Regions from separate parts of the Mus musculus genome. Here all the other regions are linked to region 1. The links are chromatin loops, found by intact Hi-C in ENCODE. Cell type or tissue: left cerebral cortex. All regions are shown on one strand. Region 1 overlaps Magi1 (membrane associated guanylate kinase, WW and PDZ domain containing 1). Region 2 overlaps Magi1 (membrane associated guanylate kinase, WW and PDZ domain containing 1). Region 3 overlaps Magi1 (membrane associated guanylate kinase, WW and PDZ domain containing 1).

Region 1 (8,000 bases):
GGGCTTTCTTTAGAGGCTTCTACTTTGGTGAAGCCAGGATTCCTGGCTTCATCACAGAGAAGAATTTCAGAATGACTCAGTGTGAAGCAAGGCTGGAATCTAGCATGGATTTGATGCAGACATTAGAGCAGGAGAGATGTACCTTGGTGAAGGGCAGTATGTAGACACCAAGACATGGCTTTCGGTTCTCAAAAGAGAGCCTAACAGCTGGCCATGATGGGAGAGGCATGTAACCATGTAACCTAGCACTTGGCTGATGGAGGCAGAAGAATTAGCAGTTCAAGTTCAACTTTGTTTAACAGCATTGCAAGTTTAAGGCTCAGAGACAGACAGAGACAGCACTGATTTAAATACCTTGGCAATAGGGCCAAAAATGTATGTACCATTTGGGTAGCTTCTGAAATTACATTGTTAGGAGCATTTCTAAGAAACTTCATTTTTTTCTCTCTCTCCCATCTTCCAGCTATTCTCCCACTTTTTCTTTTTGTCTTTTTCTTTTTTTCTTCTCCCTCTTCAATAAATGAAATCATAGGGAGATTCTCAGATATAGGTTTCTAGCCCAAACAGGAGTAGAATTCGATTCAAAGGTACCCCCTATTTGAGACCTCATCTAGACTCCAGAGTGAGGGGCTTCTTTCCCTTGTCCCTAAGTTTTCGTTGTCTTCCTGTCCTGCCTCATACAACCCAGACAACACCTGGGTTTAAATGCATAACATCTGCACCTAAGGTTAGAGAATGTGGGTTGTGGTTCATTGTGTAGAGACAGAGGACGCCACTCCTGTGCTCTCCTCAGCAACACCCCGAATACCAATTCATTCTGGTGGTAGAAAAGAAAACTCACTGGATACTTGGTAAGAGCAAAAATAGCGCAGGCATTGGCCAGATCTCAGTGGCCAGAGCACATTAGGGGTTTATCCCAGGGTCTCTGTTCTGTCTTCTGATGTGTTGATGTCATAAGCCCAGCTTTGGTGGGAATGCGTTGTTTTTAGCAGCTCTATGCCCCAGTCCTTTAACCACAAGTTTCTTTTTCGCAGTGATTACAACTCACATCCTGCTATCAAATCCAGCCCAATTATCTGGGTCTTGTGGTCACTCCAGAACACTCTGACTAGAGGAGAGATGGTGCTGGACAGGGTCAGGCTGATGTGGGCCCTCATGGTCTGGGAGCTGGTTGCAGGGTTCCAGATCATGGAAACTAGAGTGAGGTGCTTTATGTGTGATGCACATCCCTGCCTACACTTTTCAAGGGATGGGCTTCTTTTGTAAACACCCAGAGCCTTTTGATTCCCCCGTCTTTGTAATGGTTGTGAAGAAGCCAGTCATCTCATTGTCATTTTTTTTGTAGATCCCCTGGAGAGAGGATCCTGCTTTCTTGTAGTTACCCAAAGAGTGAAATATATGGAAGATTCCAGACATAACAAGTCACATGTCCCCTGAGTAGCATGCTCTGAAGTCTCCCTTTGTCATGCTTTGTCCCAGCTACCATATAATCATCTCTTAGTCCAGTATATCCATGCTGTATGCCATATGCACCAGTTAGTCCCTTCATAGCTCGAGTGTTAGACTTACTGTGAATAGCACTTTAGTGCTTGTAAAAGAATGGTCACTTTACTTAGTAGTGGCCCCAAAGATGGTAATAACGGTGCTGACAACTGGGTATGACAAAGAGAAGCCCTAATGTGTTTCTTTCAAGTGGGTAAATATTATTGGCTTAATAAAAGATTCCTACAACCCCAGAGGTTCTAGGATTCTACACCAGAGTAAAACCTTTTGAACGAGACCTCATTTACATATTATAAATATTCTATTTCATTACTATCCATTATTGATTTTTATTATATTAATATAAGTATTAATATTTATTGTCTAATTGAGACATTAGACTTTATCATAATAATTTTAGTCATTTCTCAGGGCCTTAGACCATATCCTGTGTTGATGAGGGACTTTAAGTGATACAAGCACTTTTCCTATCATTTTATCCAATATGACCCTGACATCATGGTGTTCAGAAAGTGCTGAGTGGTAGGAATATCCACCTTCACAGATTTTACAGGAGAAACAATTAGAATAACAACAATAATCTCTAATGCTAGTATAAGTGTGTATATAACAGATACAAAACCAGCTCTATCTGCTTGCTAAAAGGTGAAGGGAGACCCCAAACACCACAGTCCTTACTATTGAGGTGCCTTTCTTGGGGGTGCAGAGCTCTCAGGACCCTCAATGGGACTTCAGGCAATGGTTAGCTTTTCTGTTTCTTTTCAACGTGCTCCTCCACCTCCCCCCCCCCCCCCGCCTTACTGTGAGTATCTCACCAAATGGGTACAATTCTAGCACTCAGTGTGTATTCTTCAAAAATCCCACATGCTCCTTGGATCTAAGCCACCTTCCTCAGCTGCTGTTTAACCAAAGCAGCAGCAATCAGGGTGATTTTGACTAGAAGCTGTCACGAAAAGAAATCTTGAGGTGTCATAATTAAGACAAGTGATTACCTAACTGATAGCTATTTTAAGAAATATTAATTTTCATTTTGCCAAATGCAGACTTTGGTTTTTCTTTTTCTATCCTTGTTTCACCCACTCAATCTTCAATGCATAAAATAGCTTCCTGCTGAGTGAGTGCCTGCGTTTGACTGTCATTGACAGTTTCATTCCATTGGACACAGAGGGAGGGGACACTGGAAGTCTTTCCAGATTGGGAGGGTGGGTCATGAGGCTGTTTTTCCCTCCAGTTAAAAATACTTGCATACTTCAGGGAATGCCATTGAGTCTGTCCCTAGTTCTTTTCCTTGAGTAAAACTTCCCACACAGAGCTTGTGAAGCCTCCACCTACTGCTTCTGTCACTGGCTTCACGCAGCCAGACGAGTCCTTCAGATATGGGCGTTCACCTGACATCCTTCTCAGATGGGAGAAGGGGGTCCTTATACATCTTCAAAGTTAACAATGATCTTCTCCTGGGAAGATGTTTCCTTTGAAGAGCTCTTCGTTCACAGGCTTTTAGGAAGGGAGAAAATTGTTTTAATGACCTGTTATTAGAAATATCCACTATCATCAGACTTATTTTCATCTTTCAAATCCTTTTCAAATTCATGGGAAGAAATGACAGTAACATCCCCTGGGGAGTGAGAACGCATGGGGAAGGAGTTGGCCTGGGCTGACTTCTGCCAGCCGTATTCAATTTTGCCAGGGTTATTTTTGCCCTTGGCAATCTTCTTCCTCCCTAATTGCAGGGCCATATGGTGCTTTGCGGTCCCCCTCACTCCCAACAACACACACACACACACACACACACACACACACACACACACACGAGTGTGCACTTCCCCTCCATTCAGTTTTTATCTTCTGTTGCACAAATTCCTGGCTGTGGTGCTCAGGCTCAGCAGACTCAATCCTAGAGGCCTAGATTTGCAGTTTCCAAATCTTAAACATGAGAGCTGAAGAAGCCTCCAGCAGATGACTCCCCAGTGACTAGGATTAAAGACGTTGGGTAAGATGCAGCGAAATAAGACGACTGAGTTTTGGAGGCGGCCAGACATGGATTCAAAGCCTGGTACATACTGGCCATTTTCATCAATCTCAGAAACAGCACGGTGAACATTTGCTGAGGTTCTACTGTGTGCCAGTGCTCCCAACACTGTGAACTAATGTCCTCATCTCCTGTATTTATCCTGCTCATTCTCAAGAGACTGACTCTAGGGGCACTTGCAGAGGTCACATAGCTCAGGCCAGTTTCTAACTGCAGCCTTATTAAAACTACACTCTAAGTTATTGTTTCAGATGTCTTTTAAAATAATTTTATGTATTTATTTACTTATTTATTGTCTTACGTGCATTGGTGTTCCATGTGTGTGTATGTCTGTGTGCTGGTGTGGAATCCCTTGGAACAGGAGTTACAGACAGTTGTGAACTGCCATGTGGGTGCTGAGAATTGAACCCAGGTCCTCTGGAAGAACAGCCAGTGATTTTAAGCACTAAGCCATGTCTCTAGCTCTATCTCAAATGTCTTATTGTCTGTACAGGTGGTGTATGTATGTTTGGGGAGGTTCCCTTGTGCACACACAAGTGGAAGCTACAGGTCAATGGCAGATGTCTTCCTCATTTGCTCTCCATTCTGCATGTAAACGGGTGTGTCCATGTCACAGTGTATGGATGAAAGCCAGAGGACAACTTGTAAGACTTTGTTCTCTTCTTCTACCATGTGGGTCCCACGGGTCAAGTTCAGTCTGTCAGGCTTGGCTGTGAGCACCTTTTCCTATTAGGCTGGCCCTCCAGCTTACTTTTTAAGTCAGGGTCTCTCGCTAAATGGAGCCCACTGATTTTCCTAGACGGAGGGCCAGCAAGCTCCAGCCATCTTCCTGTCTTCAGCTTTTCTAGTACTGGAGATATAGACATGCATCACTGTGCCCAACTTTAAATGGTGCTGGAGATAGAAAGTCAGATTTTCATGCTCACGTGACAAGTACATCATGGAGGCATCCCCCTCAATAGTTTATTAAATTGACCCTTTTTGGTGTATCCTATGGCATAACACAATCTGTGAGTAGGATGGTGCTTTTTGTGTGTTTTAAAAACAGTTGTTGTTGGTTATCATCAGATTCCTAGGGCCTGGAGTCTAGGGGCAGCTCGGCCGAGCAATTCTGGCTTAGGGAGGTTGGGTAACTTTCAGTGATGCTGCCAGGCTTCAGTGATCTCAAGGTTTGGCTGTGGCTAGAGAACCACTTCTAAGCTGGTGGCCGACTGTGAATGTTCTTCATAGTCAAAGTAATAAATTAGCAAAAGCAATGTAAGTATCATGGCGATTGTAGGTCCTGTGGGCAGGGTTGGGTTGGATGGGTCTTATACTTGGGGTGGTGTCATCAAAGGTTTCAGGTTTCATTTTCAGTGATCTATCTTTAGTGATACTAAACCAAGAAATGGTCGTAACTACATGGAAAATTCCTCAATCAATGCTCTGAGAATACTTTGATAGAGATGTCTTTAGGAGCATTTTGAGGGAACATTTGGTCTTGTTAAAAGACCTGCGTACACATGTCCCTTTCTGTGGGCTTTCTGAAGAGTCTTACATGTTATGCTCTTAGACACATTGAATTTTAAAATATATTTTTGAGAGAATGATGCTGTGGTGACATGGTTTTCTAAGAAGTAGACATTTAATGATACTTTGAAATTGCATTTTGAAATTTGTTAATATTGTATGATAGTAGAAACACTGAAAAGCTATTGTAGTCTGGTATATAGTAGGTACAAACAATGAAAATAACTTTAGAATTAGTGTCTGCAGCCAGGTGTGGTGGCGCACGCCTTTAATCCCAGCACTCCGGAGGCAGAGGCAGGTGGATTTCTGAGTTCGAGACCAGTCTGGTCTACAAAGTGAGTTCCTGGACAGCCAGGGCTATACAGAGAAAACCTGTCTCGAAAAACAAAACGGAAAAAAAAAAAAAAGAAAGAAACAAAAAAGAAAAGTGTCTGAGCATCTAAGCATGCTTCTATTAACATACGGCTCCCTCCTTGGACGCTGCACACTTGCTTTAAGCTTGGAAAGCAGTATTGCCCCTGTGCAGCCTCTGGGCCACGGAACATTGACATCACCCCCTCTTATCACTGTTTCTTCAGCGCCCTCTGTAGTGTCTCTCCTCAGTTAGGTCCTCAGTTCCTTGTGGGCTGAATTAAGTCCACTAATTTGAAATAAATACAAAACCAGCCACAAAAAAGACAGTCTCTGTGTGCCAGAGTCTATTCTAAGCACTGTGGAAAGGGCCTCTCAATCCCCAACCTAAGTTTACCTTTCAGTGGAAGGAGACATAAAAATAGTTGTCTGTGCTACCACATGCTGCAAAGGAAATGTACAGACATGTAGAGAGCCTGGGAGGGGGCAGTGCTGCCTGCTGAACCGTAAACACCATTGTGATACTATAGAGGGGAGACAGACCAATGAAAAACAGGCAGCCATACAGGAACCTGTCTGTCAGGAAAAGGGGAGAGAACCCAAATTAATGGACCTTGACCAGGGTAGCAGTACCCAGACTCTTCTCTCATAGACCAAGTAGCCCCGAGCTGACCCTTCAGGTAGGGTCATGGTCACCTGAACATAGATGCCTTCTCTGACTCGCCATTGCCTCCACGCCATTGGCTAGTTCTCACTTACTGCTTTGCATCCTCTCATTTCCTTCCTAGCTCTCTTGTATCCTAAGCTTTGCTATGTAGGTGAGGATGACATTAAACCCCTGATACTGATGCCTCCACCTCCTGAAGAGAATTACAGATGTGTACCACCACACCTGCAGCATGCCGTGTTGAGGTTCAAACCCAGGGCTTTGCACGTGCTCATCTAGGACTCCATCCCTAAGCTACTAGCCCTGCCTTGCTTTTTTTTTTTTAAATCTTGTGACTCAAGTCTGAGCCTCCATGTTTCCACAGGAGCCATTCTCATATGGAAGAGGTAGAAAACTGAATACTTTCTCTGCCAAAGGATTTTTCCCTGAAAGACATGCCTAATACTTGTGCATAGGTGTTTTTGGTTAGATGCCTGGACTCTGTAGTTTCTGTTCCAGTGTTTGACATAGCTCTGGGAATTAAAGTCCTTGCTAAGAAGGGATGGGAAGATGGCATTAAAAGTCCAGGCCACAAGCAACAGGTGTGAAGCTTTGGATGTGTTCAAGGCCACTGCTTCTAGAAAGGAAGCCTGAGAGCAAAGCGAGAGTGAGGTCAGACGTCTTGGCGAGGCACTGGTATGGTGTTGCTTTTATTTCATTCTTTAAATTTATCATGCATTATCCTTTTTAAAAAAAACTTGTGCATGCCAGGGCACAAGTAGATAAGTTGTTAAGCCAGTTCTTTCTTTCTACCATGTGAGGCCCAGGATTTGAATTCAGGTTTTAGCTCGGTAGCAAACACCTTCATCTTGCCACCCCCACTGTTAGAAATTTTAAAGTCCTCAAAATGAGAAACTATTGAAACCTTAAATAGAATCCTAGGTTTCTGAGTTCTGGGGTACAGGGAGGAGCATATGCAGACTCATGGGAGTTGCTAGTGGCAGAGCACTGGGGTGGTTGGTAGGTCAGACAGTGAGGAGTGGCCAGGACATTGGACACAAAGCAGTAAATGAACCACTCCACACAACTGCTGAAGTGTGCGTTCATACCAGAAAATAGCCTGAAGAGCAAAGCCTTAAGACTATATTGCTGGCTTTGAATCCTGGCTCCTCCAGTTTCTAGCCACATAACCTTGGACATCTGCACTGTAGGGCTGGAGTGTCATATTAATTTTATTATTATTATTATTATAAAGCAACATAATACTAAGCTAAGTTGTAATAGCTGCTATTATCAATCACTATTACAGCTTTGACTTTGGAATAGTTTACAAGTCATAGAACCAAACACAGTGAAGAGGGTTTCTGTTTATCCTTCTCCCAACTCCCCCCAGCCCCCAATGATGGTGTCTTCAGCATGCTCCATATTGACTCTACGATGCTCATAGGGTTCTAAGTGGACATGCCATGTAGGTTGTTGGATAACAGGCAAGGTTGTTCAGCTATCAACCGTGACAACAGACTTGACTTTCTTCGTCATATCCACGTGTGACCATGGGTCTGCATTGGAACAGATAAGTTGATATATTTTCTTAGAGATGTGTGTGATTCCTGGATTTAGCATAAGAAGACAGATTCAGCTAATGCTCAGAATTGATTCAGAAGAACCATCACAAATGGCCTTACGTATGAGCCTGGCACTGTTGGGTACTTACTTCATAGGACACTAAGCCATTCTGTTCTCATAGCAAACCAAATGCATGATACTTAGCATCTGTTTTCCTAGGAGGTAGGGAGGGGGGTGGGAATAGAACCTTAGAGAAGCTGCATTCAACTCATAACGAGGCTGGTGGGATTCTATTCTTGCACTGTGCTGTATGCCCTTGCAGAGCAGTTTGGGGATATAGCGCAGGGCAAAGTGCAGCCTACCATGGATAACAGTGGTCACAAACACCTGACAAGT
Region 2 (8,000 bases), 69 kb before region 1:
GCAGATCAATGCCTAGAGGGTAGCTAATGTGATTAAAGAGATAGCACTCTCTGTACCAGGCATTTACCATGGTCTGAATCCTCCTACCTAGTCATTATACCCACCTGCCTTATGGGGCAGGAGAGAAAGTAGAGGTGTTGCCAGGTCAAGCTGTTTGCCATTAGTCACATGAGAAAGAGGCAGAGTTGCTACTGCACTTGCTTGGTGCCAGACCCCACCCTAAAACCAACCTGCACTCTAAAATGGCCATAGAGTTTGCTTTGGGGATGTTCAGAACTAAATCCTTTGGCCTTTTCTCGGTTTGTTAAAATGCTGGTAGTAGAACTACACTTCCCTGTTACTTTGAACTGAAGATCCTGTCTGACTGGCCCTTGGGTCTAGAAATCACATAGTAATGAGTGAATTATAGCCCGTGATGAATGAAGGAGTCATTGGTTCTTAACTTGTATATGTTTCAGGAATGATTTTTTTTTTTAAAGACAGGTTATGGTCATCTTTCCTTACTTTTGCTGGAGACCATTTGACCTCTGAGAGCCTGGATTTGTGAAATTGAGAGTGTGCTCTCTGATAAAACCTGAGCAGATTTCCATGGCCTCTTTGCATTTCTCTATACATAGAGAAGCCTGGCCTTACACTAATTGAAAATCATTTTTATTTTCCTGTCTGTCTGTCTGTCTGTCTGTCTGTCTGTCTCTCTCATTCACTTATTCAGCTGGGTGGGTAGGGAAATCGGGAGGAGGTAGGAGGGAGTAGTATATGATTACAAAATTATTGTTATCGTTAGGGATATTTTCCATCCAAATGAGGTCTGCTTTTCTCACTCTTTTGCAAACTGGAAAGCTGTCCATGAATCTGACTGCTCGAAAGTTCCTTCCTTATTTCAGGAAGAGGACATTCAGTAGTTTTGTTCCCTCTGGTGCAGGCTCTATGTCACTTCATTTCAACAGAGCAATTTAATTTGTACTGCACAACCATTTTCTTATGGAAAACTAATAAAATACAAATTTTAGTTTCAGCGTGAAATTGTGGCTGAAGGCCTTCGAGAGTTTTATGTGATCCCTGTCTGTGTGATGACAGAGAGTGATGTCAGCGCTTACACACATTAGGTACAAGGTTGATAAGAAGAGGATTCGCTAAACTTCATTATTTCCCTCAAAATGAAAATGTAAACTGATTCTTTGCATTCAGCTCCTAAGACCTTACCTGCCAATGCAGTAGGCAGGAATCTGGAATGAAGCTTTAAAAAACAAACAAACAAACCCAAAAGCATCTCACTTATTCTGGCAGATTGAATTTGAGGTCAGCCTCTTCTATATAGTGAGTTCCAGGACAGCCAGAGCTATGCAGCCTGTCTCAAAAAACAAACAAACAAATAAACAAACAAAAAGCAACCAAACAACAAAAATTACTAGAGATGCTTAGTAAGTGATTGTAGTGAACAGTAACAGCATGATATACAGTAACACTTTTTCCTATGGATGGACCATAGAGAAACTTTGCTTATCTGTTTTCCCATGTGTAAAAATTTTAACAGAAATGGTGATAAAGGTGACACCTGACACTGACTTGTGGCCTCACATGCACACACATACATGTGCACACATGTGAACTCATCCATTCATACACACAACAATGACTATTATCATGTGAGAATAATGTACAAAAAGTTCTTAGCACAGTTCACAGATGCTCAAAAGCAGAACAAGGAGAGATGGACTTGGGGCACACTCCAGTGTGGAGTCTTAGAACTCTAAGTGCCCATAGGAAGAGGAGTGCTAGAAATGCAGACTTGAGCCTGCCATGGTGGCCAAAGCATAAGCTGCACAGAGAAACCCTGGCTGGAAAACAAAAAAGCAGTGAAATCTTGTCATGCCTTGGATTGTTCAAGGAACAAAAGATCACATTTCCCAATGCACAGCGACAGGTTCCTGCTTAGTAAATTTTTTTCATCTGCTCTGACATGTAGTTGATCCTGTGTCCTAGGGAAAGTTCTGTTTTCTAGTTATCTGACCTGTAGACTGCCCTCTAAACCTTTCTCTCCCCCAGCTTTCAAATGCTTTGCTCTCTGTTGGCTTTGGACCTCTCCATCTATGGTTCCCCATCATTGTTCATCTGAAAGTTTTAGATTCCCTTGTCTCCTGTCCATTCTTTAGTACTTAATTCTCGACAGTCCCTTACATGTGACCGTGGAGCTGGGGAAATACAGGTGGTGGGTCAAAGGCAAGCCCTGTAGTGTGGCCACTGCCAATAGGGAATGTTTACTCTCCAGAAGTCTTACAGCACTGTTTCCCACTCCTGGAGCTGAGGTGAGGATGCTGACCTGGGCATAGGGCTGGGATCAAAGCCCTGAGTTTGAGGGGTAGGGAGATGACTTAGTAAAGGGTTTGCTGCACAAGCAGGAGAACCTGAGATCCCCGGCTCCCTTTCAAAGCCAGCTGCAGCAGTATGCAGTTTTAATCCCAGTGCCTAGAAGGCAGAGATAAGGGCATCCCCAAGGGGCTTGCTGGCCAGTTAGTTAGTCTAGCTGGACTCACATTGAACTTCAGGTTAGTGGTAGACCCTGCCTCAAAAATTAATCTACAGAAATGACTGAAGAAGGCACTTCACAAAGATCTGTGTGTGTGTGTGTGTGTGTGTGTGTGTGTGTGTGTGTGTGTGCGCGCGCGCGCGCGCGTGCGTGCCTAAGACACACACAGACACACGCTAAAAAGTAAGTTTGAATACGAGGTGGTAAACCTCAAGTGTTTGGTTCTAAATGGGATTCTACCTTTATTTTATTTTTTTTTTCTAATCAGCTGCTTGAAGGGGAATCCTTCAAAGTCTCATTCTCAGCTTCTCCATCATCTTTAACTTCATGAAAACAGTTATTTCAAATATAAGAATTATTTCTATGAAATTTCTTTCAAAGTTAGGAGAGAGGCCGAGGGGACTTGGGAGGCTCTTGTCCCCATTCTTGAGACTCACCCACCTTTCCTTACCATACCCTCAAGCCCTCACCCATCTGTCCACTCAGCTGCTAGTCCTTAGCAAATGGGGCAACCCGATTTCCCGCCTTTCCTTGGCCAAGAGCTCCCCAGGACCAATCGGGTGGTGGGGACTTGACATGTCCTGGTAGGGGAGCTAGCTGGGTCCCGCCCCCTCCCGCCCCCTTCACAGGTGCAGCCCTAATCCCCCCTGGCCTAGATATCCGGCAGCCTCTGAGAACCCGGGCTCTGTGATGTAATGCGCTTTTTTCACACTCCCGGCTTAAATACAGATGGAAATTGTTGTCATGTGTTAGAAATGTCGCCAGTGATATAAAAGGCGCAAGCTTGAGCATCTTCTCTCCCTTCTCGCACATCAGCTGCTCCTCCAGCCAGAGCCTGTGCCCTGGAAAACCCACTCAGTGGTCAGGTGGCCAAGGAGCCCCTAGCTAGCTTAGGAAGGGGTTCAGATCCCACTCCCCACCCCCGCCTCTCCTTACAGCCGCTGCGGAGCCGAAGACCAGCGTGGTGGGAGGCTCTTTCAGGCGCACAAAAGGAAGGATTAATCTTGGCGATTGGCTGGGCTTTTGCAGGCAAGTACAAGTCCATGATCTTCCCAGGCCAACCCCTGCCCACCTCTGGATTCGAACGCTCGGCCACTGGAAGAAGGCTGGGATCAGGCAGGCTGTGACCGGAGCGCCTGCCACCGGAGGTTTGCGCTTGGGTTGTGGGAACATCCATGGAGGTGAAGATGCCATGTGTGGTGTGTGGACCAGGGAGGAGGGGAGACTGTGGGCCAGCTTGGGAGGGCCAGATGGCTGAGGCTGCGTTTTAATTCAACGGGCAGGCAGGCCCCGTTTGGCTGGGCAGGGTGGGAGGAGAAGCAGGGAAGGGAGAAAAAAAAAAAAAATCAGAGGTCAGTGGGTAGGGAGAGGCTGGGCTCCAGAGCAGATGCCTGGCGAACAATGGGGCTTTTGAAGGGGATGCTGGAGGAAGTGTGGCGTGCGCTTTGTATTGCCTCCTCCGCATTGCAGGTTGGAATCGGGCAGCTAAATTTTAATGAAGTGCATTCCAAAGTGTGCTAGTCAGCCTGGGTTTGGGGAGCCAGAGCGAGGGGCGGCCCCCAGGCTTTGCTGAATGGGGACTGGGGGTGGGCGGGGGAGGGGGGCCACCGAAACGAGTTCCTGATGGATGGTAAAGGAGGAGATGAAAGCCTGCTCAGTGTGGAGGGCAGGGGAAGGGGAGGGGGAAAGCCTTAGGCCCCCGTGCATATTAATAGGCTCCAGCAGGTGTTGGTAAATGCATGTTGCTGCATTGTTCCGGCGCCCAGGCTGGAGTAGGCGGGGAGACAGCGACTGCTTCTCCTGGCGGTAGTGGGCAAATGCCTTTGCACTTTGAGAGAGCTTCACAAGCTCTCCAGAAAATAAAGAGGAAAAGGACCACCATCCCTCTCTCCTCTCCCCCACTTTTAAAGGGGGGATGTACATGCAGAAGGCTTCTTAGGTTTGCTTCCTGGAGATTAACATGTGTTTGTGAGAACACTGTCTTGTCTAGGTAAGGTATGCTTGTCTGTGGGCATCAGTAAATAGAGGAATCTGGAGTCTGGTTTGTAAGTGCTTGGGAGCTGGAAGGTTGTTCTCCCTGGCTGGTTCTTAATGGACCAATCCTGGAAGACTGGTATCTTTATTTCTTTAAAGAGACAGGAGGGTGTACCTTCTTCCCTCTTCTCAAACTCGGAGTCTGTCTGACCGAGTAGCAGGGGGCAGTGAAGTGTGCAAGGGGGCTGTCTCATCCCCAGAGTTGGCCTTCCACACAAAGGGAGTGGATTTGTGTCCGAACTAAATGGCTTGAGGGTCTGTGTTGTTTATTTGTACGGATTAGGAATAGGCCCTTTCTCTCTCCAAGAGTTGACGGTGCCTATCCAGTGAGAATCATTTAGGAGGCTTTTTAGTTAGGACTGTGCACTGCTCAGATAACCCTCGCTGGCTTTGTTGTTTGCTGGCATGCTTGTTTTTAACTACTCTTGACCAGAACCTATTCAGTGTTTTCAAAAGGTTCAAACGTGTTCATTGGAGGTTCAGATGAAAACTGAAAGTGTCTGTAGAGGAAGGGGAGTGTGACTCTTATTTTGAAAATATTTAACCATGGGTTTATATACAATATATCCATATATATTACATATGTATAAAGCTATGCACATTTTAACATACACTAACATTGCATTTTGGTTCTGGGGGAAATGATTTGGTTGAGAAAGGCTTTCATTGTATCACCCATGAGGCCAGTGCCTTCTGAAAACTGGTGTTTTACCAGAACTTCAAATCCTGCCTTGGGGGGGGACATGTTCAGATTCTTTTCATGATTGAACTTGCACAGCCCCTAGTCAGCGAGGCCGAGCTCCCCACTTGTCTATGAGTTTGCCTGCTGCTGAAAGCCTGAGCAGATTAATGCTATCAACACTGTCTTGATTCCTCCATCCCTCAGCTGAGAGAACAGGAGCTGCCTTTGCCCCTGGCCCTCTTTCCCCTCTGAGGCTGGGAGGGTAGGGTAGGGGAAAGAGGATGGAGCAGGAGGAAGGGATTGTGGCTGAGGCCCACCTTTGACTCCCCAGCCCCTCTGGACCCCACCAAGTCAAACGTTAGAGCCTTCCTTCTTCACGTCCCTCTGTAGTTTCTCAAGCTGCAAATTTCAAGTTGTGTTTCTATGGCAATGCCTTGAAGAAAATGTTTGATACTGTATCTGCCTCTCTTGTGTTTTTACTACAGAGGTGAAATTGGCCTGGTTTTTGTGGTTGTTGTTGTTGGTGGTGGTGGTGATGGTGGTGGTGGGTTTGGTTTTGTTTTCACTGAATAGGCTTGAGGTTTACCTGCTGGTCCTTGTTGAGCAGAAAGCAGGGGGCAGTTGTGTTTGTTACAGAACTTTTCCCTAGAAGACTAGAGTTTTCATGTACAACCCAGGGTGTGTCCACTGGAGCAACCATCCAGTGGATGTATTCACCACTGAGACAGTTTCTGTGATACACCGCTGTAGATGGGCCTTTTGACACATGAAATAATACATAGTCCATGAGTATTTGGTACAAAAGAAATCATGGCTGTAGCCGATGTGCATCAGGAACGTACTCCGCTTCAGTCTTGTCATGCACATGGAAGTGTAAGAAGGGAGAAAGCAGAGGAAGAAAGAAGAAAACCTTTATATTCACAGAGTCAAGCCCTGATGTATTAGTACCAGTTACCAGAATGAATAAACAAATAGAAAGTTGTACTTTCTCTTGGCACCTAGGCAGTGTCTTTAAAGCTGTTAAGGAAACAGCAAAGGAGATGGCCTGTTTCATGACATACATGTACCGCAAAGTATGTAGCTCAGTGTGTCTTTTCTAATGTGAGCTTCTTAGCCTTTCCACAGGGAGTAGATTTAGCCCTAAATGGGAAAGAGTTCCCCAAGGTAATAATGACTATAGAGGAGAGAATACCAGAGAAAGCAGAGTGGAGGACAACTCTCCATTCAAAAAACAATTTTTTTTTCCCTTTGCAATCGTAGTTTTTAGGCAAAATCCAGTTCATTTGGTAACCATTATTCCCACAGCCTGTTTATTTTCTCCTTTAAAGAATTATGTTGATAATCAGTCCCCAAATATTTGAATGTAAGCACATCCTCGCCGTCATACTGACACCCTCTGGCACCAGACAAACTGTCATAGCATTTCTGAGAAGGAAGGCAGCAATGCCAGTCACTGATTTGGGAACGCAGCAGAAGCCTGTGTGACAGGGTCTCTCCTCTGCTTGGCTTCCGGTCTTCTGAAGTGTTATGAACACATGCTCCAGATATCTTGTTCTGGATCTTCAGCAGTTTCTGCCATTTTTGGTCTCCAGCACATCTACACAGTGTCAGGAATGCCCACAACTGGGGGAATTATGGCTAACCAGTCCCTCCCAAGTACTGCAGTGTGTCCATTCTCTTTGGCAACTTACCTGACTCTGGGTCTATACTAATGAAAGTGACTCTTGTTCCATTTGCTCCAAGGGTCTGCTGAGTTGATGACTGTGTGCCATGCCATGTAGATACTTGGTTTGGTTTGGTTTGATTTGGTTTGGTTTGGCTTGGCTTGGTTTATTCTTCCTATACAGGTCTTGGCCTCTGGTTACTCATTTTGATTCTTTTTTTTTTTTTTTCCCCCAAGGAGATTGGCACCTTTAAAGTTTCAACAGACTATTAGATTCGGGCATAAAATCAATGGGAAAATGTTGTTTGACATTTAATATGATGTTTGAAAGGATCCAAAAACATGAAAGTAAAAAGAGACCCCGGGCTTGAAAATGACCCACTAGACTCAAACCTCTTCAATGTTCGTGATTGCCTGATGTGAATGGGAAAGGAGGAAAAGTCCTTCTGGATAAACTTCTATTCTCTGGAATTCTTTGTTTGTGGAGGGTTTGCTGCTTTCCTTTCTGGCTCTTAGTTCTGAGTGCCAAGCCTGGAGTAACCATGTGGGCAGTGAATGCACCAGGAACCCTGAGCAGTCATTTTGAAGTTCGATCTGAGTCCTAGAGTGCTGTTGCTTTTGCCAGTACTTGAAAAATCACTTCAAAAGTAGAGAAAGGTGGGCACAGGATCCCTTGTTTTTAAAGATGCATGTTCTTTCTGCACACTAGATAGTGGATCCCATATTTATGAAATTAAAAAAAAAGGCACTTAGCTTTCTGCTCAGAGTTTAGCTGATCTTCAAGGTGATGCTAAATTATTGTGTGGGGTGTATTTCTGTTCCACAGTAAGATTAGAGCCACGTGAACCTACAAATTTGACAACAGCTATATGAAATAACTTGCCTAAAAGGAGTAAGTGCCATAATTTTCTAATTAATTGTGGAACAATGCCAAAGAGTGTTGCTTTAGAAATACTAAGTATAGATAGGGCCCTGAAAGGGAGGCTAGTCGGCAAAAATTTAGCTCTTTTTAATGATGCTTAGCACCTGGGTGTATGTAAACCTTTGCTACTTCTCTTTATGGCTTTGTGGACCTTTACATCATTATTGACATT
Region 3 (8,000 bases), 58 kb after region 1:
CCAAATAACTTTGCCCTGTCTACCTCTTTAACTTGCAGTCCACCAACACTGAGCTAACAGCCCCTTGAACAACAGCGCAATAAGGTCCTAGCTCTGCTTTAGACTGGCTTTGCTAAATTTATGGCAGTCCCGTCCAAATGTAGAAGTACTATGTGAGCATACTCACCAGGACATTAAAAAATAATCCGACATTGCTGTTGTCCTTTGCTTGGGTCATTTAATGAAATTGTACCCCATAATGATGCCAGTATAACATTCAGTGTCTGTAGTGGGACCCCAGATAGAATAATGGCCACATGCATCCTGAGGCCAAAGCCTGTACCTTCTTTCTGATGTGATGATAGCAGACACTCAGCAATGAGCAGACACTAATCAGAGGACTGGTGGTCGAACGCTGGGTAGTGGGACAGTCTTCAACAAACAGTTCCTGAATTCCAGAGCTACGAGGAGCCACTCAGGGTAAATACTTCTTATCTACTCAATGGTGGTAGAATTATACTGTTGGCCAAAGTACACTATTATTTGGAAACCCATAAACATTAAGAAAGCAATTTTTGGGACTGGAGAGACAGATCAGTGAGTATGTCTTGGCTGCTCAAGATTGAGGAGCTAAGTTCAAGTCACTGATAGGAGTAAAATTAAGACTTTAAAGAACTCACCCGCTACCTTACTTTATGTCCATACATTCTTTGGTGAACTGTCTGAAACATGGTTCTTGTATGAACTGAGTCTTTTTCAATTTGGTACTTTAAAAAAAGTCCCTTTAAATATATACCTCAATCTTGTTGTTTGTAGCAAGGAACCATATTAGTATTTAGTAGTAGGTCTGGGGGTCTTGGGGCACATTTCTGCATGGGAAGTTCAACTTCCAGAAGAATGTCAGAAATGAGTGTGTGTTGACTTCTGTGGAGTTAAGGATGAGTCTTTTTATTCTTGCTAATTACTCAATTTATATTGATATCTATTAATTTCAAGATGATTTCTGGTATTGTTTGATGACTTTTCTGTTCTAGATTTCTATTAACCTGTACTTTTAGATATAAGTTGTGAGACTTGATTTGAATTGGTTTAAGAAGGAAAGTGATTTTAAGGAATGAAGCAGTTGAGTAGCCTGATGGACAGCCCTGGTTTCAGACATGAATCTTAGGCAATGTCCACCACCTTTCCTCTCTACTCTTCTCTGTGTAGGTCTTACTAAGACATATGGCCCCTGGCATACCAAGTGTAAATACCTGTCTGTCTACCTGATTATCTCAGCATCAACAAGCTGCCAGTTGCTCTACCAGAGTTTGTACACCTGATGTGCTGCTTAGTTTTATGTTAGCTTGACACAAGCTAGTCATTGAAGAAGAGGGACTCTTAAGTTAAGAAAATGACTCCAGTATGATTTGCTTGTAGGCAAGTCTGTAGTGCATTTTCTTGGTTAACAATTGGTATGTGAGGGCCAACTGTCTGGGGGCAGTGCCACTCCTGGGCAGGTGATCCTGGGTTATATCTTTATATATATATGTGTGTGTGTGTATGTGTGTGTGTGTGTGTGTGTGTGTGTGTGTGTGTATCCACCCACATGATAACCATTCAGCCTGCATGTGTGTGTATACACACACACACACACACACATGCAGGCCGAATAAACCATGGGGAATAAGCCAGTAAGCAGCACTCCTCCATGCCCTCAGCCAGTTCCTGTCTCCAGATTTCTGCTTTGAGTTCCTGGTCTAATTTCCCTCTGATAGATTACAATAGAAAGCACAAATAAACCTTTTCCTCCCCAAAGTTGCTTTTGGTTTTGGTGTTTTATGATAGCAATAGAAATGTAATTTAAGACACCCGACCTTCATGTTTAGCCTTGCAACATTTACGAGTGCCTGAAGCAATAGAAAAGGCAGAAATGAGAGAATCTCCCTAAATCCAAAAGTGTAAATGGGAACCACAAATGGGTTTGTCTGTTTCTATCTGGACCACCTAGACCAAGAATGGCCTCCATACAGGAGCCTGAATGATGTCACCAAAATAAGAGGTGGGAGATGTTGGCCAGAGAAGTCCTATAGATGGCCTAGTTAGTGGTGCTAGGCTCTGGCAGAACTGCTCATCTTTTGTAGGCTTGGCCTTCTGCCATCCACCTTTTGGAGAACCTTCCTTCTGGGGTGTTGACTTCACCAGCCGTTCATCAGACGACGTGAGAATCTATGTTTTATCTCCGATTCTCAGACCATCTCTCCTAGACTCAGAAATGTCTACAGAGGGATGACGTGGGAGACAGAAAATGACTGTCCTGGTTATTCTATGTCGAATCCCCATGAAGTTTGACATCCAATCTCACCATCCTCTATAAAAACATCAGCAGGAATGTCAGCAGGGCTGGTTATGGGTGTTTGGATGGCATCATCCTTGATGTTTCTGGTTAATACAGAGGCAAGGGAGACACGTTCACTGAGAACCTTCCTTTAAGATCCACCCACATGATAACCATTCTGAGGTAACTGTCTTGGTTTTCACAAGAATAGTCTCTTTAGTTTCCCAAAGGAGTCTCAGTTCTGACTCACTGTATGCCAGTGAGTCTTCATATTCTAAACTTTCATATTCTTTCCAAATTTGTCAGTATTTGATCTTTCCTGGTATCTATCAAAAGTCTTCTAAAAGCTTACACAAAAATACCACTGTGCCTGTATGTTCAATTTGAGCTCCCCTGACCTCCACTCCCTACCCTCCCCCAAATTGGGAAACTGGATAAATTTATGGAATGAGAGTTGAGCTCAGTTTGAGGACATCTTGGAATAGAACCTTTAGGGTTCCAGTTGATACATTGGTTTCTTCTTTGATATCTTCAAGATATTTTAAGTTTTGCTATTTTTGTTTTGTTTGGGCGGATCCTTTTGTGCTAGATATTGAACCAAGCCCCTGCATGTGACAAGCCTATGCTCTGCTGCTCAACTGTATCACCAGCCATGCTAGTCACTCTGATTCCTTCTGTTTATCCAAGTGAAGCAGAAGCCATAGCTGATAACCAGCAATTAGGAAAAGATAAGGTCTGTTTTAAAAAAAAATGTAGATGCTGGATTGGTGGGGGTAGGGATGGGGGTCCTCCTCCTCCTCCTCCTCCTCTTCTTCTTCCTCTTCCTCCTTCTTCTCCTTCTCTTTCTTCTTCTCTTAAAATGGTCAAGTGATTTCTGTCTGAGTCTATTAATGGTGGCACATTACACCTACTGACTGAATCATCTCCCAACCATTTCTGGAATAAAGCCAACTTGAACAGGATGAAAGCTCTTTTTGACGGGTTCTAGAATTCGGTTTGCAAGTGTTTTATTGAGAATTTTTGCAACTGCATTCATCAGAGATACACAGTACAGGAATTTCATAATGATTAAATGCCTACCTATTGGTAAGTCATCTCTAACACCCTCACTGAGGCTCAGAAAATATTGCAGAGGAAGGAATGAAAGAATGTAAGAGCTCAGAAAGCTGGAAAGTAGTGTGGAACTCTAACAACTAGGCATGACATCACTGGTGCAGCCTTCATCCCAGCATCCCTGATTACATGTTCAAGGTCTCTGTAAGATTGGGCTTGGCAGTGGGCTGCTATGAAAGAGGAAGTGGCTCACAAAGTCCCACACCCCATGATGATTTATACATAATTACTGGTTGATTAGAGGAGACAGAGGCACTTTCTTCAATGACACTGTCATTGGCAATGCATTCGTAAGTTTCTATAAGCAGCGCAATGAGAAACTCATGGGTCACTAGAAGATGCAAGAGTAAAATAGAAGGCAGGCTACATGCGAAGAGAAGATGAGAGGGTATAAAATAGGGTAGTGAGTTAATATAATGCAAACATATTATACACATGTGCGGAGATGACATAACGCAGGGCTTTATTATGCATAATTAATATCTGTTAACAGAATCTAGGATCACAAATGAGTGTGGGGAAAGAACACAGATGTATTCGTGTGTGTTTCCCAGGCTTGTGCTGTGTTGTTGAACAGTTCTGTACTTGTTTTTCTCTCTCCCTGTGCCTGACGCAGCCGACTCTGGAGACCAGGACGAGCACACTCTCCAAGAAGCAACGCTCCCGCCTGTGAATAGTAGCATCCTCGCTGCTCCCATCACGGACCCTTCTCAGAAGTTCCCTCAGTACCTACCTCTTTCTGCAGAGGATAATTTAGGTCCTCTACCTGAAAACTGGGAGATGGCCTATACTGAAAATGGAGAAGTCTATTTCATAGAGTAATGTATACCATTTTCTCTACTGAAAATGCCCTTCTCTCTGTCCCTTCCCGTTCCTGCTCTGCATATCAGTTAAGCCTGAGGAAACTGATCCCACGCCCACATTATTCTTCTCCGACATTAAACAGGCTTCTCATAAAAACAGTTTTCATCCATATCATTCTTAATTATTCAGTGTGAAAAGGTTTTAGGAAGCATAAGATCTATAATTTCTTGAAGGGGTAAGACAACTGGATCTTGCTATATAATTATAATAAATAACTATTCTATTTAGCCATTAAAATGATAAATTGTTGGCATGTTTTTCTTAACAAGTCTTTAGTTTTCTTACTCCTTAGTTTTCAGGCTTCTTCATCCATTCTGGACATAATTTATTGTAATTGCGATTTTTCTCAAGTGTGACTCTACATTGCTTTTCAAAGTCCAGGAGCTTTTAATTTGACTGATGTGGACTATGTTTTTTCCCCTTTGTGTTTTGTGCCACTGTGGTGTAGCAAGACTCTGCTTTCCACAGCATGTACTATTTTTTTATAGATCACAGATGGATGGGTGGTCAATTATTCTATTAGAGCAGTAGTATAATGTTCTAATTGTATTCCCAGTACATAAACAAAATATAGATAGATGTATTATCCTCACATAAATGCCCTATTAATTGAATCAGCAAAAGGAAGCATTGCCAAAGAATATTTAAAGCACTTCAACTTTCTAAAATGCATTCATGCGTCTAAGTGAAGGTTCTGTGTTCTAACTGTACTATACATTTCTGTGAGTTTTAAAATTTCATAGATGTCATATATTTTGTTATTAGAAAAAGGGCAATTAAAAATTAAAATTATTCATTTTCCTAAATTTTCCTAAGCACGTGGGCGTGAGAAAGAAAGCTAGAGGCTCAGAACAGTCACTTTTGAAACCCAGCTGGGAAGAAGTTTGCGAGGCATGGGGGGAGCTCTGGTATTCTCCAGCCAGAGGGCAGAGACACCCACGGCTCTGCCTGGTTCTTGTTAATAGTGGATGCTTATTAAACACAGCAGCATAGAAGGCACAGTGGTCAGTGCTTTGTGTTCTCCACTTCTCAGCTGTGTGACCTGGGATCCTTGCTTCTTCGGCCCTCTCCCTTATCTGTAAAAGGTTTTGATGGATGGTACCCACGTTTCCTGAGGGTTGGGGAGAGTGCTGCTTAACGTGCCTGGATCGGTAACATTTAGCATCACTGCTTCCGTTCCTACCACATTCATCACATGCATGAATTTCAACATTGCTCAAAGAAAACTGGATACCACATTTAAGTTCAAACATTCATAGTGAGATTCCATAGCAAATTGCCTTTGAAACTATGTCCATTAACTAGAATTATGCCAAACAAAGGAATATATAATAGAGATGTTCCCAGTACCAAATAATGTGTGAAATAGACATTCCTGGAAAAGAATCTGCCAATAATTTTGCCAAGGACTGAGTTGATAAGTTTTAGAAAAATAAGTTCAATATTCTAACAGTGTATGAAAAGTCAGCCCCATACTACAGTTGGCTGAAGTACATACTCTGTCCTCTTTGTAAGTTAACATAGCTTTGGCCTTTATCGCTCTAATCTCAAAAATTGTGGCGTATTAGCTGTATACTTCATTTAAGGTTAGAGATATAGTTTAATGGTAGAGCTCCTCCCTTGTATATATGAAGGCTATATTTGATCCCTAGCACATACATACATACATACATACATACATACATGTTCACTTATATGTATAAACATTCATACATACTTGCAATTTATATGCTAACCTAAATTTTATACATACATACATACATACACACACGCACACACACGCACCCCTAAACTTTCAGCGGTCTTTTCATTCGGAAATGAACTTAGAGTATCTTGCATTGAATGGCAAGTTAAATTAGATATGAATCTAATGAATGCGTGTTTTTTAGATTTAGAAAAATATAAATACTAGATTGGTTTTGTTTGCAGTTTGCAGAAAATCTAAAATACTATAAAGATGACCACTAAAGACAAAACATAGACCTAGAAACCTCATGCATTGTGTAGCAAACTGGCGTGGAGGACTGAGAGGAGCCAGTGAGCAGGCTGTCTCAAGCGTGCCAGCAAAGGAATATGGAGCTTTCTTTTTAGTTCAGTTATCCCAGGCTTTGAGCAAAAGGAACTGGCAACCCAGAAACACTAGCAGAGAGACAGCCAGACGGTCCTGATGTAAGCCTGCTTTCTCTAGAAACACTAGCAGAGAGATAGACAGATGGTCCTGATGCAAGCCTGCTTTCTCTAGAAACACTAGCAGAGAGACAGCCAGACGGTCCTGATGCAAGCCTGCTTTCTCTAGAAACACTAGCAGAGAGATAGACAGACGGTCCTGATGCAAGCCTGCTTTCTCTAGAAACACTAGCAGAGAGACAGCCAGACGGTCCTGATGCAAGCCTGCTTTCTCTAGAAACACTAGCAAAGAGATAGACAGATGGTCCTGATGCAAGCCTGCTTTCTCTAGAAACACTAGCAGAGAGACAGCCAGATGGTCCTGATGCAAGCCTGCTTTCTCTAGAAACACTAGCAGAGAGACAGCCAGATGGTCCTGATGCAAGCCTGCTTTCTCTAGCTCAATGACTAGAGAAGGGCTGGGAATCATATAAGCCAGACAGCTTTTGGTGAGCAGCTCCTGTACCCCAGAAAGAACAGCATGCCAGTTTCTTCCCCTTTCCCCCATCAGCCAGGGTCAAGAGGGAACCTAGATATGACCCCTTAGTAGTCTAATGGGAGCCAAACCTGCCTGCCAGGGTACTCTTGGAAAGACTTGCCTTAAAGATGGAAACAGTGCCACCTGTCCTTCCCCTGTATAAATACCGTAGGACTGTTAGAGGAGAGTGTGGGTTTCCCTTCTACCCGGGGAGGAGCAAGCTACTGTTTGCCTTCTAGAGTGTTGTCCAGAGAGGCTTAGAGGAGAGTCAGGATTCCCATCATTGTCCTGTAGTAGAGCCCACAGGTGGAGGCCCTACTTTGCAACAATAATGAGATTCTATTCCATTCCAGCTTCATCAGTATCAGGTGCAGCCTGGAAAGTAGCTGGAATGAACCTCCCCAAATGGGAGGTGGGGGGTGGGGTGGGACAGGATAACAAGGATGTCCTTCCCTATCTAGTATCATTGAAAATGACATAAGGCCCACCGACAACCAACTATTCTTCTCTGAAGCAGTTACAAGATAAGCCAGTTAAAGTAGGTTTAAGTGACATCTATAGTTTTGTAATATAATACTTTGAATATTCAAGTTTATAAAACAGTCACTTCTTAGCAGGACCTGGGCTGTCAAAAGCCTATAATCCACCCATTTATTTGGCTGGAATAACAAGATTTCAAAGGCCTTCCTTAGCGACATTTTTTGTTTGTTTGTTTATTTGTTTGTGGGGGTTGTTGTTGGTTTTTGTTTTTTTTGGGTTTTTTTTGATTGTTTGTTTTTGTTTTTTGAGACAGGGTTTCTCTGTATAGCCCTGGCTGTCCTAGAACTCACTTTGTAGACCAGGTTGGCCTCGAACTCAGAAATCCGCCTGCCTCTGCCTCCGGAGTGCTGGGATTAAAGGCGTGCATCACCACGCCTGGCATCTTAGCAACATATTTAATACCCTCTTGCAAAATAATAAGGGCTTTGGGTTATAGCTCCGTGTTAGGACATTTGCCTAGTATGTGTTAGGACCTACTTTTAATTCACAGTACCACAATAGATAATGATTGATTGGTTAGTTGACAGACAAGATAAATTTCTT

What was found. A loop is a pair of places that touch in the nucleus more often than their neighbours do. Peaks named below come from ENCODE experiments on the same cell type or tissue, not always from the same donor. Only the 100,000 strongest peaks of a DNase experiment are listed, where the experiment ranks them.
Region 2: it touches region 1 in a loop (4-fold over the local background); 4 of 42 quality-filtered maps call a loop at or near these places.
Region 3: a loop joins it to region 1, with 2.2 times the contacts of the local background. A loop is called at or near these places in 2 of 42 quality-filtered maps.

What each region holds. Positions count from the first base shown.
Region 1 is chr6:93,840,081-93,848,080 of GRCm38, reverse strand. The region is part of intron 2 of Magi1 (membrane associated guanylate kinase, WW and PDZ domain containing 1); the gene reads left to right. Among named protein-coding and RNA genes, the nearest start is that of Gm22840, 47 kb to the left of the region's middle. In left cerebral cortex, no CTCF peak of the experiment used is centred here; DNase peaks (open chromatin) are centred at 2,388, 2,762 and 3,303.
Region 2 is chr6:93,908,880-93,916,879 of GRCm38, reverse strand. All of the region lies in intron 2 of Magi1 (membrane associated guanylate kinase, WW and PDZ domain containing 1), which reads left to right. Among named protein-coding and RNA genes, the nearest start is that of Gm22840, 22 kb to the right of the region's middle. In left cerebral cortex, a CTCF peak has its summit at 4,319; DNase peaks (open chromatin) are centred at 3,855, 4,325, 4,544, 6,749 and 1 more place; H3K4me3 peaks cover 2,761 bases; H3K27ac peaks cover 2,201 bases.
Region 3 is chr6:93,781,672-93,789,671 of GRCm38, reverse strand. It overlaps Magi1 (membrane associated guanylate kinase, WW and PDZ domain containing 1), which reads left to right. Exons shown (of 24, transcript NM_001029850.4): 5 at 4,026-4,227. Among named protein-coding and RNA genes, the nearest start is that of Gm23035, 8.1 kb to the left of the region's middle. In left cerebral cortex, a CTCF peak has its summit at 7,063; DNase peaks (open chromatin) are centred at 3,291, 3,486, 3,494, 6,524 and 2 more places; H3K27ac peaks cover 935 bases.